Regions from separate parts of the Homo sapiens genome. Here region 2 is linked to region 1. A link is an interaction called in ENCODE POLR2A ChIA-PET data of the cell type or tissue named here. Cell type or tissue: Caco-2. All regions are shown on one strand. Links, peaks and the distances in the headings refer to the core of each region. The heading gives the core; the rest is flanking DNA.

Region 1 (7,219 bases), core at 984-5,983:
GGTGGCTGAACTCTAGACAGTTTCAGGATGGCGGCTAGTGGCCAAAAAGACCAACCATGATGCCACTTCATCCCCAACCCAGAGAGGGGGGGAGCAGCTGGAGACTGAGTCAGTCACTAATGGCTAATGATGTATCAATCACACCTACATCATGGAACCTCCACAAAATCCCCAAACAAAGGGGTTTGGGGAGCTTCCAGGGTGGTAGAAGCATCCACATGAAGTGGGGAGCTGTGCACTGAGAGGACAGGGAAACTCCACACTTGTTTCCCCAATACCTTCTCCTATGCTTCTCTTGCATTTGGCCACTCCTGAGTTTATCTTTCATAACAAAACCATAATTGTAAGTAGAGTGCTGCCCTGCATTCTGTGACTCATTCTAGCAAGGGATTAAGCCTGGGAGAAGGTCATAGGAGCCCCTGATTTCACAGCCGGATGACCCTTGGGCCTTGTGGCTGGTGTCTGCTGTGGGGCAGAGTCATAGGACAGAGCCCTTCACCTCCAGTGTTCATGGCATGAACTTGTTGGACACCCAGGTGGCGCCGGATAACTGGAGAACTGAGAATTGAGAATTGCCACTTGCAATGACACCAGACAAGTGCAAAGTCAGACAAAGTCCTGTGTCCTCTCTAAGAAGGCCAATGCCCCTAGTTATTCTTTAAGCCTGAATCCAAGGGTCTCTACTATGTCTCCTTCTTGGCTGTGGAAGACAGCCCCCTCCACCCTCCCATCCCACTCCCCGGCAGTCCCCAGAACATTTCCATGGCATTTATCACTACAGAGAGGTTTGGATAGGTCTAGGAAGTTAAGACCTCCATAGGCCAGGTGGACCTGGGCTCACCCATCCTTTTCCTGCCACCTGTGCCCCACCCACATCTCCAGAGCCCAGACCCCAGGTCTGGAGCCTCTTCTCACAAATACACCATGCCCAGCCGTCACACCTGGGACCCCATGATGCTGTATGTTTCCTGCTGTGTCTCCCAGCAGACTCTGCTCCACCACTGCCACCTGGGCAATTCGCAGCAAGTGCATCCAGACCACAGGCATTGGCAGCAGGGAGTCAGGCCCGGGGCAGAGACAAGAGCCAAATCCTGATGTTGACATGCAAAGGATGCCACACCTCCAGGGACATCCAACAGGCAGCCAGTTCCAGCCAGTTCCAGCCAGTTCCAGGGGATGAAAATACAGAGATCCTTTACCCGCCTCCACCCCCTCTCCAAGCAAAATTGCCCAGTGCTCCTTTGAAGACTCCGAGGTTGCATCTAAAATGCTTCTGGAAATTACTGTTTGAGGTGTCACCCACCTCCCACATCCAGCCCCTCACAGGCACCTCAGTTGTGCAAGAAGGAGGAAGAGCTGGGGGAAAGATTAAATAGAAGGTGTTGGCGGGAGTAGGGGGAAGATGAAATGACAGGAAGATAAACACGGGGTCCTACACCAATGAGACCCAGGGTTGGGGCTGGGTGACCACAGCCAGCCACTTGATGTCTCCAGCTCTCTTTAAAATAGAGACGGAGTGAAATCTTTCTTGTTGTGGCAACAAAGTGAGGGAGGCACGAAGAACCTCTGTGAATGTGATGAGCCCACTGAGGAGAGGCGAGACCACCAGGGCAGGCGGGGCTGTCCTCACCAGCTGGCCCCCTTGGGCCCAACACCCCCCTGCCTGCCCTTCGGCCCCTGCCTGAGGGAAAGAGGAGACCCCAAGAGCAGCCAAAGACACTGAAAATGAAACACAGAACAAAAACATCAAGACCAAAGCAGAATGGAGCAGTAGTGTGTGAGTCTACGGGGCCATCCTGAAGGGTGAGGCGGTCACTGACAGCGGGGGTACGGAGGCACAGCCGCAGTGTCAGATATCTGTGCCTTTGTCTCATCCTCTGTGAAGTGCCGATAAAACACACATTCAAAATGTGACTTCTGCCCTGTCAGTGACTCCCTAATCTGGGGAGGCAGGCTTCAAGATGCTTTCAGTCCCTGGGGATGTTTGCAGACAGAAGTAGAGAGACATTGTCCGTGGAAAGCCATAATCATCTAGTATTTGAATGTTTCCGAAAAGGCTTGTTTTCGTCTGAAATGACATAGCTGCCCCTGTCGGTTTTGTCCACCCTGTATGTCCTGTTCCTTTCATTCTGGAAACACAACAAACCGTGCGTAAACAAACGTGGGCAGCTCTCTACGCAGTGTTCTTTGAGCCTGGTTCACACTGAGCGGCTCCCACAGCTGATGCGGAGTCCGTAGCTATGGATCCTGGACAACAGGTCACATGTTCCAGGAGGATTCTAGCAAGTTCTCCCCATACCCAAGCAGCCTGTGAGGCTAATGTTCAGATGAGACGGCTCTGTGGGAGGCCACAGCCTGTGCTGTGGGAGAACTTTCCCAGGCATGCAGGGCAGGACGGATCCATGGAGCCCACCATTTATGTTTCTTAGTATTCTAACCAGATCCCTCAGAAGTCAGATGCAGAGAACACAGAAATCAACCTGTGTTTCACAGCACACTGATCCAGCTCTCTGCATAAGGCAGTGGTTTTCAGACAGGTGCATAAAGGGCTGTGCGAGTGATTGCTAGAATGCAGATTCCCGGCTCCTCCCCCAGAGATTCAGACTTGGCTACTCTGGAGTGGGGCCGTCCTCATTCATTCCCCGCTCCACCACTGACCTGCGTGTTTCTGTGTAACCTCTGTGCACCTGAGGTCTTCTGAATGAGGGGTACTGACTGGACATGGAGATACTAAGGGCCTTTTAAAAATCTATTTTCCAGGTGCTGCGATGGTTCAGTAATGTAGTATCTCAGGCCTGGTGCACAGTATGTGGTCAGGGTGCATTGCTTTTGTTAGCAAGATAAGGTGTCACATGCTTCTTGGATTCCAGGGATTCTTTCCTCTATCTGTCTACAACTGTCATCCTTACCCTGGTTATTGGATTGATCCCATACATGGATTTTGGGAGAAATCCTGTTGAGACAGTGTCCTTGCAGTTTCTGTCTCTTAGCCACAAGCCTGGCCCTCTGCCCCTCCCCGACAGTGACGAGACCTAATCTGCCCTTTGCCCTGTCAGGCCACCATCAGGAAATAATTTCACAATTCTAGTGGAACAGCAGGGGCCCCTTCACAAGACAGTTATGTAATAGAGCTCGTATTTGCAAACAGCCTGCCTCCCTAGCTGACTTAAGCAGGAAAGGAATTTATAAAATGACATTAGAAAGCTTCTATCTCAGGAGAGCTCGAGGATCACATGAAGACGCTCTGGGCCCTGGTGACACAGGTGGCTCAAGTAAGGGACACTCCCCTTTGGCCTCTGCCACTGCTGCCCTTGAATTTCCTGCTCCCCTGCAGGAGTCAGGACTCTGCCTCCCAGGGTGTCAGGCAATCTGGACTGGCAGCTTGCAGGGATCATGTGGGGTATGTACCCCAAGAAAAGTGGGGTGCTATTGCTAAAGAAAGGAGGCAGAGGTGCTGAGGCCACACACACATACACATTTGCACACTCTCATACACATGCATGCACACACACATACACAATCATACACCCCCAATCACAGACACACTCATACCCTCATGCATGTACTCATATACACACAATCACTCACTCATACTCACACACATACCCATACACACTCATGGATATACTCTCACACATTCATGGTCACACTCACATATACATACTCTTATACATATGTTCACACACTCCCTTACACACTCACACACACACACCTACACACTCATACTTATACACATGCATGCACACAGCCATGTACAATCATACACACACACTCATGGGCACATACTCATGCTCACACAATCCCACATGCACACAAACATATATACAACATACCCATACACACGAATGCATATACTCTAACACTCATGCTCACACTCACATACACACTCACGTATACACAATGACACACACACCCCATATACACATTCCTCATACACACTAATACACACACCCTTATGTACCCTCACACACAATCACATATACACAATCACACACGCACACATGCCACACACATACATACCCTTATACACACTTACACACATACACTTCCTCATAACTCACACATACCTGCTCACACACAGTCACAGATACATACACAGACACACACCTGCACATACACACATACACACGCTCACACTCATGCCCTCTCCAGCCCTTGCTGTGCTCCAGCCCTGGGCACGGCTCAGGTGCAGGCTACAGTGGATCTCCATGACTGGAAGCCGGTGGCTGAGGGCTGCGTGGAGCTGACAGTGAGGCAGCCGCTAGAGCTGAGTGTGGCCCTTGTGAGGACCAGAGGTGCCACTCGTTTCCAGGGAAGGAGAAACAGAGAGTGGAGCAGGATGGATCTGTACCACCTGCTGGCTTTCAGTAGACAAAGTAGGTCACACGACTGAGAGACTGTTGAAAGTCCCTCTGGGAAGGCAACAGTCGGAGACAGCACTTAACGGAGGAGGGGCCCTTGGGGCCCTGAGTGAGGGAGGAATTGCTGAGCAGGGACGAAGCACAGAGCCCAGCCCGCTTGGGACAATTTCAGGATTTTTCTAAGCTGTTTGTGAAAGTTGTCTATTGTTGAAAATTAAATTATACAAAGTTACAACTAAACACATTATATTAAAACTTCCAGCTTGGTGCTGACCTTGACCCGGTGTGGCATGTCAGCATCACGGCTCCTCCTCCCGACTCTGCCGTCAGTGAGGGAACTGGAATCACGGAAGTCAGCAAAGGCTACAAATTAGGACTTCTGTGCTCTTCTGGAGAGCCAGTGAGACTCCTTGATCAGCACAGCCCTGGCTGGAAGGCATATTATTGCAGGTTACCTTCAGCTGTCCCAGTCATTCCCATGGCCGGCTTGGGACCTAGGCTTTGGGCTCCCAGCTCCCTTCTCATGACTCATGGACTGGAGCCTGTTCTCATGTGGGATGGGGGCACTAACTCCCCTGCACTTCAGGCCTTCTCTGTGCAGGATCTGAGGGCTCCAGCATCCAGAGAAACCCCTCAGGCCAAGAGCCAGAGGCTATGGGCAGGGTACGGGCAGCTTCAGCTAAAAGGACCTTCTCCAGTTCAGCCTCCACCTTTCAATGTGCTTTCCCCCTTTTATCCCTTTTGTGTTCCTCCTGTGACCTGACACCATCCACAGGTACCATCCATTTACAGGACTGTTCACATCCACTCACCCCTACTTCACACATGTGACCCAACTGCCCATTGGCTCAGCTCCCTCCTGGCTGCCTCCTGCGGAGCCCTTTTCACAAAGGGAAATCTGTGCCCTGTGGTCACAGCAAAGCCAGACATCAGATTGTGCAGGTGGGATGGAAAGAATTGAGCTCAGAATTCTCTGGGGGCTTTACAGATCACAGTAGACCTGAGCACAAAGAATCCAGCACTTTCCATCAACTTCATATGCTTTTATGTCAAAATGGTCTCTAGCTGAGCACACTCCCACACTTCACTTACAGACACACCAGCATTGTAAGAAGACAGCAGACAGCTAGTGAGGGGCCAGGTGAAGGTGACGCTCCTGGCAGGGACCTGGCCAGGCTCAGTCTGCAGAGGTCAAGCACATCCTCTTTCAATGTATTTCTCTCTCATCTAAGAGCACAAGCTTAAGATCATTATTTGATTCAACCATGACTTTTCTTGCAGCCCTAGTGCAATGTGTTAACAAGCTCATTCCATTAACTAATTTTCTTCTTTTTACAAAGAAGTACAGTAGCCCAGGAGGAAAAAAAAAAAAAAAAGGATGCAGCACTTGACTCAGAGGAGCCACACTGGGCTTTCTTCCAATGCAACTGCAGGTAGCACTTTGAGAAAATAAGGCCTTTGGATAAATTTGCCTGAAACAAGTGATTCCAATTTCCCCTGTTACAGACGTGGTTCTTGACTCTCTTGGCAGGTGAGTGAGTCAGATGGGCAAATTAATCAGATGGTGAACGCCCAAGACCCAGCTCCAAATTCAACAACACCAGTTGCCCTGAAACTATCATTACATGCTACAAACCCAAACAGGCCTGAACTCCACAACCCATTCCCTGGGCAGGCACCAGTGCCAGGCGGAAAGTTTCAGGGAGTCAGCCCGTCAGAACGTGACCTCCCTGAGTCCACACACACCCAGGCGCCTCAGACACAATCATCATTATTATAAGAGCAGCAACAACAAAGCCTGCCTCTATAGGCTCTCTGCCTCCTCCAAGCTCGGACGCATATTAAATTATTAATGCTAATGGGGCCTCCCATGTTGCAGATGAGAAAACAGAGAGGTGGTGTTTTCTGAAGAGCAAATTGTCGATTGCATTACAATGATTAGAAATTGTGGCTGATATACCCCGTGACTAGACTCTGCAGTGATTTTAATATTTGAAGACTTAAACGTCTTAATTTCAAGTTAGAGGCCACTGCTAAAATTCTATGAGGACTTATATGCATGTATTACTCACTATCAAACTCCACTTGGTCCCTGATTTCAGAATGCAAGAGATCAGACGTCTGTTTAAGTGATAATCTGCTTTTTTATAGCATTGTGATATGGCAAAATCTATAGTAATTTTAACTTATTGGTATAAAGGGCAAATAATCACTAGTGATTTCATTCTGACCATGACTCTTATCAGTCATGCTGTTGTTGCCAAATAAACCCAGGCATTGGCTATTTGCTCCAATCAGTACTCATTTCCTTTCTTCTCCTGCATTCAGATCCAATCTTTCCACTTTCTACTTTGCCTTTCATTCTGTCTTTGTTTTGTCTTTTGACTTTCTAAGCTTGTATCCTTTATAACCTATACTCCATGGAAATAAGAACAGGTCTAAGCAGGAGATGCTGATGTGGAGATTCTGAAAGAGACTTTTAAGCCTCTTCCACACTCTATCTTCTTGGTTCACAGAAACCTTTGTTAGTCTGGAAAGTGGTCCCCGTCTCCCACAGGAAAACACTTACACACAAGTGAACAGGAGGACAAGGAGAGGCCCCCCTCTGAGGGTGGGCATCCCCTTTCTTCATGCCCACCTGCCTTCAGGAGAGGCCCTTTGTGGTTCAAGAGCCTCTTTCCCCAAGAGTGACAGGAAGGAGGGCAGGGAACGAGGAGAATTTGGAAACATGGAGGCAGAGGGGTTGGCCTGGAGACTGGGGATATCCCTGATTCTGGGAAGGGGTGTGAGTCTGGGGGAGCCTCTTGGGGAGGTCGAGGTCAGTGCTGGAACTCATAGGACCCCAAGGGGAGAGACAT
Region 2 (7,219 bases), core at 875-5,874, 350 kb after region 1:
ATCCCCCTCCTTCCATTTTGGTAAATGTCTGTGATGATTTCCTCTCTCTCTCTTTTCTATTTCTGGAACTCCTCTTTTATCAGATGTATCTCCTTGAATAGTCTTTGAATTTTCTTCTTGTATATCCCTTTGTTTTTCTGTTCCACTTTCTGGAAGAGTTCCTCAACACCGTTTCTCAAACTCCTATTGAGTTTTTTACTTAGGCCACATATTTTTCTTTTCTAAGAGCTCTTTCACATACCTTAAAAGTTATCTTTTTAACATCTCACCATTGGCTATTTCTTTGTTTTTTTGCATTTTCTTTGAGTTGTCTTTGTTTTTCTAATGCATTGTACTTCTTTCCCTGAGTTCCTTTTTTCTGTTTGTTGCTGTTTTGTTTGTTTGCGTGCTTGTGTCTTCCCAACAGAGGCTTTCCCCAGCTGCTCAGGTGTCTAGGGCCATCTCTTTCACTAATTAAGGCCCCAGTCGGCTGGCTGGAAGCTCAGTGTGGATGACCAGAGGTTGTCATAGGATCACTTCACTGTAGGTTTATCAGATGGGTACCTGGTGGTCTTATGCCAATTAATAGGTCATTTTTCTTTGGTTTCTCAGTTTCACCAAAGAAGAATCCTTTGACATTCTGGGTAACGGGCATAATCCTGGTGGCAACATTCCCAAAACTGAGTGGAGGGCTGAGTGGGAGGGATCTGACTATTCAGAAAGCAGGTTTTCACTTAATTCACCTGCTCTCCATCTAGGTTCTGTGTCCTCAACTCCGACTGGAATCTCCAAGTTCAGAGCCTCCTGGGTCAGTGTCTCCAAGGAGTAACTCTCCTGCCTTCTGCAGGGTGGCTGTGCCACACCCTGGCCTTTGGTGCTTCTGATTGCAAGTCTCCTGGGGTTCCGTGTGACCATTGTTGCAGCTGTAAAACATGGTTCCACAGTTCTCGATGCTCTTCTATTGAGAGGTAAGGGTCTATGGACCCTTCAATCTGGCAGGCTTGTGACTGCTTCAAACAACAGATTATGGTTAAAAGAAGGGCAATGTGACATCTGCATCTAGGTCAGAAAAGGCCAAGCAGCTGTCACCTAGAGACTTGGAATGTTCCCTCTGCGCACTTAGCCACCATGCTGTGAGGAAGCCCCACCACATGAAGAGGCCACGAGGAGATACTCTGTTGACAGCTCTAGCTGAGTCTAGCTTTTGAGTATTCCCAGCAGGGGCTCCTGACACAGTGGATCAGACATAAGGTAGCCCTGCTCTGCTCTGTCTGAATTCCTGACCCACAGAATCTGTGGGGATGATAAAATGATCTTTGTGTATTCTCATTTGGGCTAGTTTGTTGTGCATCAACAGTAACTGGAACAACCATAGGTTTTCTTCTTTGTTATACCAATACCACCACCCCCCTCTCTCTCACACACACACACACACACACAAACTTGCTGGTACATAGGTTTTAGTTAATACCTGTGTATTAACTAAATACACAGGTATTAACTAAGCTAAGCCATGTACTTTCCATTTTCCAAAATTGTGTTGACACGTCTGATCTGCTGGTATCCACATCCCTTTGGATTGATATCTTTTCCTATTCATTTACTATAATTTTGTGATGATTCAGAGGGAATGTAGAAAAACACACATAATCGATGTGCCAATTTTAACCAGAAATTGCAGCAAACCTTTCCTTAGTGCATCTAAATGAGTAAACCCAGAGCCAAATTAAAATCACTTCAGGTAAACTGAGGCAGTAACTTGGGAAACAGTTGTGCCCCAGGGTCTCCCTCAGCCACAGCAAAATCACTGCCATATCTGTACAGTCATTCTGAGCCCAGGCAGGCTTCACCTTCCATTGCTTCGTGTACATGTAAAATATCAAGAACAAAGGGGGAAGCTTCCTGCATTGATCTCCAAGATGCTTAGAGCTCACCACTAATTTAAAATAAAAGTTTGATCCAAAATGAGGCAAGAAATTTCCCCAAAGAAAAAATATCTCTCAATGGAAAGTAGCTGAATGTCCTGTGAGTTGGGCTGGGTCTTGCTGTAGAGGAGGAATGGCTGGGGCCCCACAGAAACGCAGGCTTGACATTGGAAACAGTGAGCTCAGGCCCTCTCGGCCACTGGAGCAGTCACAGTGCAACCCCCACTCCCCCAAGGAGTGTGTGGCTTTGACAGTGACTTAACCACAAATGGTAAATCTGGTCAACTGACTTTAATTGTGAGCTCCGACTAGGAACAGGTGGAGTCTGAGGTTTAATACTACTTAGATCAGTAATTTTAGATTTAAAAACATCGTTCCAAGGTCACAGGCTGCATCCATAAACCTGGCAGCCCTATCAGATACTTCTCTGTTGTGTGTGAATCAGCAGGACCTGTCACAGTTCCTGGAAAAACAACTCCAAACACACACCGCCCCGCCTCCCCCATAGTTCCGTAAACTTGAAGAGAGAAAGCACGACCATGGTGATTTTCAGTACATTCAGTGGTACCCAGAGCAGAGAATTGCTACAATGCCCTAAATGACTGACTCAAGCACCATTTGGTTTTATAAGAAGAAAGAGAATGAACAAAAAGTCCAGCCAGGGGCTCAGGCTCCCAGACTCTACGTTGCGGCAGCCACTCCCATGCTGTGTACCCTCCCCAGGGCAGGCTGCCCTTTCTGGGCCTTCCAGGCCTAGACTAGCACTTGTCGACCTGGGGTGGCACTGCCTCATCTGCCCTGTCTGGCCCTGTCTCAGTGACTGAGGGCTTCTCCCAGGAGTCAGTGCCTGGGGGCCAGAGCTGCTGACTGCCCTGCAGGAGGCAGCCCGTCCTCCACCACAGGGTGTCCTTCCCAAGAATACACACCATGCACCTTCCAAAGGGCAGGTGTCCCATCTCCAGTACTGTGCTCTGACAGTGTGCTCAGTGCAGAATGGAGACATGAGTGGGTGACCCTAAGGGGCCTCACAGCTCTGAGATCACCCAGTGTTTCACTATGAACATTTCTAATATCTAGAAAAGTGGAAAGAATTGCATCCTGAACTCCACAGCGTGCATGCACCATGAACATTTTGCCATACCTGCTTTATCTCAAATCTGTCCACCCACTCATCAGTCCATCGTGCTGTGTACCTACTTCAAAGACAAGGACAGGCATCCGGACCTTTGCCCTAAGCACACGGGCCTAAGTGTCATGAACTCAGTTCCACGTTTGTTTGATTTTTTTTTTTTTTTTTTTGGTAACATGTGGGTATTGCAGCAGAGACATGTGCTCCTCCGTTCCTAGACAGAGAAGGGAAACATCCGGCCAGACTCATTTTGGAAGGAGTGATTAGCTCACCATACAAAGAATTTTATTAAAAGTTTGCTTCAAGGAGATGCTCCAGGCACTGGGTCCCACACAGCAAGGAAAGTAGCCCCCAGCGCTGACTCTCCCAAAACTGTCCCTCCAGCTCTCCGCAGCCACACTCCACCACCCAGACAGTTTCATACCAGCAACTACACTCACAGAGGTGCAGCATGAGGGACCCACAGCACAGACAAGGGGGAGGGTCCAACGATGTAAAGAGGGGCCTCCCGGGTGCTTCTATCAGGAAGTCTCACCCAGCAAGAGCTCTGTTCCCATCCCTGTGTTTGCACAGGACAGTCCATCCTGCTCTGGTCTCACACCCAAGCTCTGCCTTGGTGTGTCCCTGACTGGACGCCTTCTCAGACTCAGGGCTATGACAGGTCACTTCCCTGTGACTGGAATTGAGTCTCCTGGTTTCTCTCACGTGTGGGGACAGTTTGCTCGCTTCTTCCAAACAGACAGTCTTGCTCTCCATGTTACCATATCCCATGAAAGCAGACACTGAGCTGGAGGCCACCCAGAGCCCTGAACTCGGCGCCTTTCTTTTTCTTAGAGGAAGCTCCAAAGCCCCTACCCCTGCAGCCACTCCGTGTTTCACAGCCTGCAACAGCAGCAGTGGCCCCAGGCTTGCATCGCAAACACAGACTCACACGTTCCCAAGCAAAAGGCATTTGTCAGACCTCCTCCTTACACAAGAGATGGATGAGCTTCCAGGAGCTGAGCCACCCAGGAAAAGAAAACGCTGTGGGGCGTGCAGCTCCGTCTGTCTGTGTTGTCCACAAGCACAGGCAGAAGGAGTCCTAGGTGGGGACGCTTGGCTGGGTCTGGGGTGGGCAGCTCTCTCCTCAGTGCCCTCTCCTCCTGACTTTCTATGTCTCTTCCCTCCCTCATCCGAGAACTGTCCACCTGACCTTTATACCCCTAATGACAGATAGAAGCCTCGGCCTCCCAGTAGGACAAGGCTTTAACCAAGGAGATGATCCCAGGTCAGAGCCACGAGAGCCATGGACCAAGCCAGGCCTCAGCCCGCCCTCCCTGTGCTCGGCTGCTGTGGAGTCAGGGGGTTACCAACTGCGAAGGGCTTGGAGGAGGGGACCCCATCTCTCAACTGGAGGAGTATCACAGAATTCAGACTACGTTTTAAAGCCACAACCCACCACACGTGTCCCTGAAATCAGTCCATGTGGGTGCCCACCCCAATGACGTCTCAGGACCTCTGCTCTGAGGCATCTTGCCTAGGCGGTGAGGTTTTGCATTTTTACTCAGTTTAACTCAGGTTTTATGACTCCCACATCTTGGGAGGAGACAGGGAGGAAGAAAAGTTGGGGCAACACAACCTCTCCAGCATCATCACCACTACCCCCGCCTCCCAAAGCCTCAGAAAAACAAGTCTATCCACCAGAAAGGGCAAAGCATTCTCCCACAGGCAAATCTGCCGCACGAATGCAGAAGGCGCTAATAAACATGATCATAAACTTGGAATCCACAATCCACAACATGTCAAAGGATTTGGAAGAAAACTTTAACTCCTGTGAACTACATTAAATTCTAATCTCCTAGACATTCAGAATGAAAATGCAGCTTGCTACAGCTGGGCTCCCGCTCTGTCCTTTGCAGACTCAAACATCCACAGCATGGTGTTTGTGCAATAAAAACTTTAAGTCAAAGCCTGTACACTGCAGAGATAGAAGGACATACCCAAGATTGTCCTGGTAGCTCAAAATAAATACACAAGCATGCTTTTGGATTCCATCTGTAGGGGATTTTAGCCCTATTTTTCAAAGAGCCTCCTAATCTACTCATGAAAATTGGGTGTTTGTAGCCACTAAATCTAGCAAAATCCATCTAAGGGTAGGCAGGTACAAATGTGCTGACCACAGCACATAGCCAGGTCTACAATGAAGGAAAATCTAATACCATATGGAAATAATTGAGCCTATCAATATCTCCATTTAAAACTCCCTCTTTGACAGGAAGATCCATAATAAAGTTATTTAAGGAGTCGAAAATCTACTTGTTATGTTCTAATAAGAAACGCACGAGTTTCTAAAAACATATTCCAGTCCTTGTGTACCATGCGGCATTTTGCATGTTTCTCTTCCTATATTTTTTCAATAAAGCATGGTGGTTGTTGGCTGTCAATGAAAGCCACCTGTGATGTGTGGAGTTGAACATGGAGGATGTTCGTGGGTTGTCTGATTCTAAGCAGGCTCATGCAGCCTGGAGGTGAAAGTACCTGGAGTTACATTTTTATGCATGGGGGAGGGACAATTTAGTACCTTTTTGGAAATACACACACAAAATATTCAATGATAAGTGATATGGTTTGACAGTGTCCCCACCCAAATCTCATCATGAATTGTAGCTCCCATAATTCCCAAGTGTCGTGAGAGGGACATTGAATCATGGGAGGTAATTAAATCATGAGGGCAGGTCTTTCCCGTGCTATTCTTGTGATAGTGAATAAGTCTCATGAGATCTGATGGTTTTATTAAGGGGAGTTTCCCTGCGCATGCTTTCTTGCCTGCTGCTATGTAAGATGTGACTGCTCCTCATTCACCTTCTGCCATGATTGTGAGGCCTCTCCAGCCATGTGGAACTGTGAGTCAATTAAACCTCTTTCCTTTATAAATTACCCAATCTTGGGTATGTCTTTATTAGTAGTGTGAGAACAGACTAATACAATATGCTTGTGTTCACTTCAAGTTTTCAAATTTAACACTAATGTGGAATTTCATTTTGACCTAGGCTCTTTCCCGGTGAGATAGGATTTTTGTCTGCAATTCTGAACAACCAGAGTTTCCAAGAACACAGTCAACTAAAGGACATTATTATATAAAACTTTCTGACTCAGCTATTCTTTTCCTACTAAATATGATTATTTATGAAAACAATTAGGCATAACTGTTAAGATGATACCACTCTGACCATCAGATGCAGCTACAGGATAGGTTTGAGGAAAGGCAAACACAAGGAAAACAAGTTCCTGTTCCCTTGGTCCCTCCAGGGCAATGCTGGCATCAATGACTCTTGATGACTTTATTCTTCTGTAAATGAGTAAGAAGATGCTAAGAGCTAGGAAGTCTCCATTTTTCTATTTAGAGTGCTATGTTAGTCCATTTCGGCTGCTATTACAAAATACCATAGACTAGGTGGTTCTTAAAAAACAGAAATGTATTTCTCACAGTTCTGGAGGCTGGGAAGTCCCACAGCAAGGCAATGGTAGATTCAGTGACTGGTGAGGGCCCCTTCTTCATAGACCATGACTTCTCACTGTGTCTTCACATGGTAGAGGGGGGAAGGCAGCACTGTGGCCTCTTCCACAATGGTAGTAATCCCATAAATAAGGGCTTCATCGCCCATGACTTCATCACCTCTGAAATGCCCTAACACCATCCTAACACCATCACTTTGGTGGTTAGAATTTCATCATATGAATTTTAATACGAATTTTAGGGGGGACACCATCAGACCATAGCAGTGTTTGACCCCAGCACTTTCTTTTTCCATCATCTTGTGAAAACAAAAGGAAAGAAAAGCAGAGCACCATGCTGCCCCAAGTAAAGACACATTTATCTCTCATTTATTCATTCTATAAACAGCTTTGTGCCCATTACCAGCTAGACTCTGCAAAGACAAGGAACACTAACAAGTGCCCCTGTCCCCAAGGTGTTTGTAGGTATATTAGCCAAGATGAGTTAACACCTATGAAAACAACTCTTAACTCTCAATGATCTAATAAGCTATAAGTTTGTTTATCCCTTTGTCCCAGTGTACCATAGGTTGGGGGAAAGAGTGATCCACACAAACCTCCAGGGACTCAGACTTGCCCTCCTCAGTGGCCCTGTCACCACCATATCCTCGGAGGTCTCCAGGCCCTCTTTGTCTGTCCAGCAAATGAGAGG

Evidence for each region. Peaks named below come from ENCODE experiments on the same cell type or tissue, not always from the same donor. Only the 100,000 strongest peaks of a DNase experiment are listed, where the experiment ranks them.
Region 2: POLR2A ChIA-PET joins it to region 1 with 9 read pairs; 2 of 35 experiments call an interaction of 5 or more read pairs at or near these places.

The regions. Positions count from the first base shown.
Region 1 is chr9:89,990,181-89,997,399 of GRCh38, reverse strand. No RefSeq gene overlaps it. Among named protein-coding and RNA genes, the nearest start is that of MIR4290, 30 kb to the left of the region's middle. In Caco-2, for the core only: no CTCF peak of the experiment used is centred there; a DNase peak (open chromatin) is centred at 3,119.
Region 2 is chr9:89,644,360-89,651,578 of GRCh38, reverse strand. The region is part of intron 1 of LINC03062 (long intergenic non-protein coding RNA 3062); the gene reads right to left. Among named protein-coding and RNA genes, the nearest start is that of LINC03062, 8.2 kb to the right of the region's middle. RefSeq lists an enhancer at 2,685-3,194. In Caco-2, for the core only: no CTCF peak of the experiment used is centred there; DNase peaks (open chromatin) are centred at 2,785 and 3,108.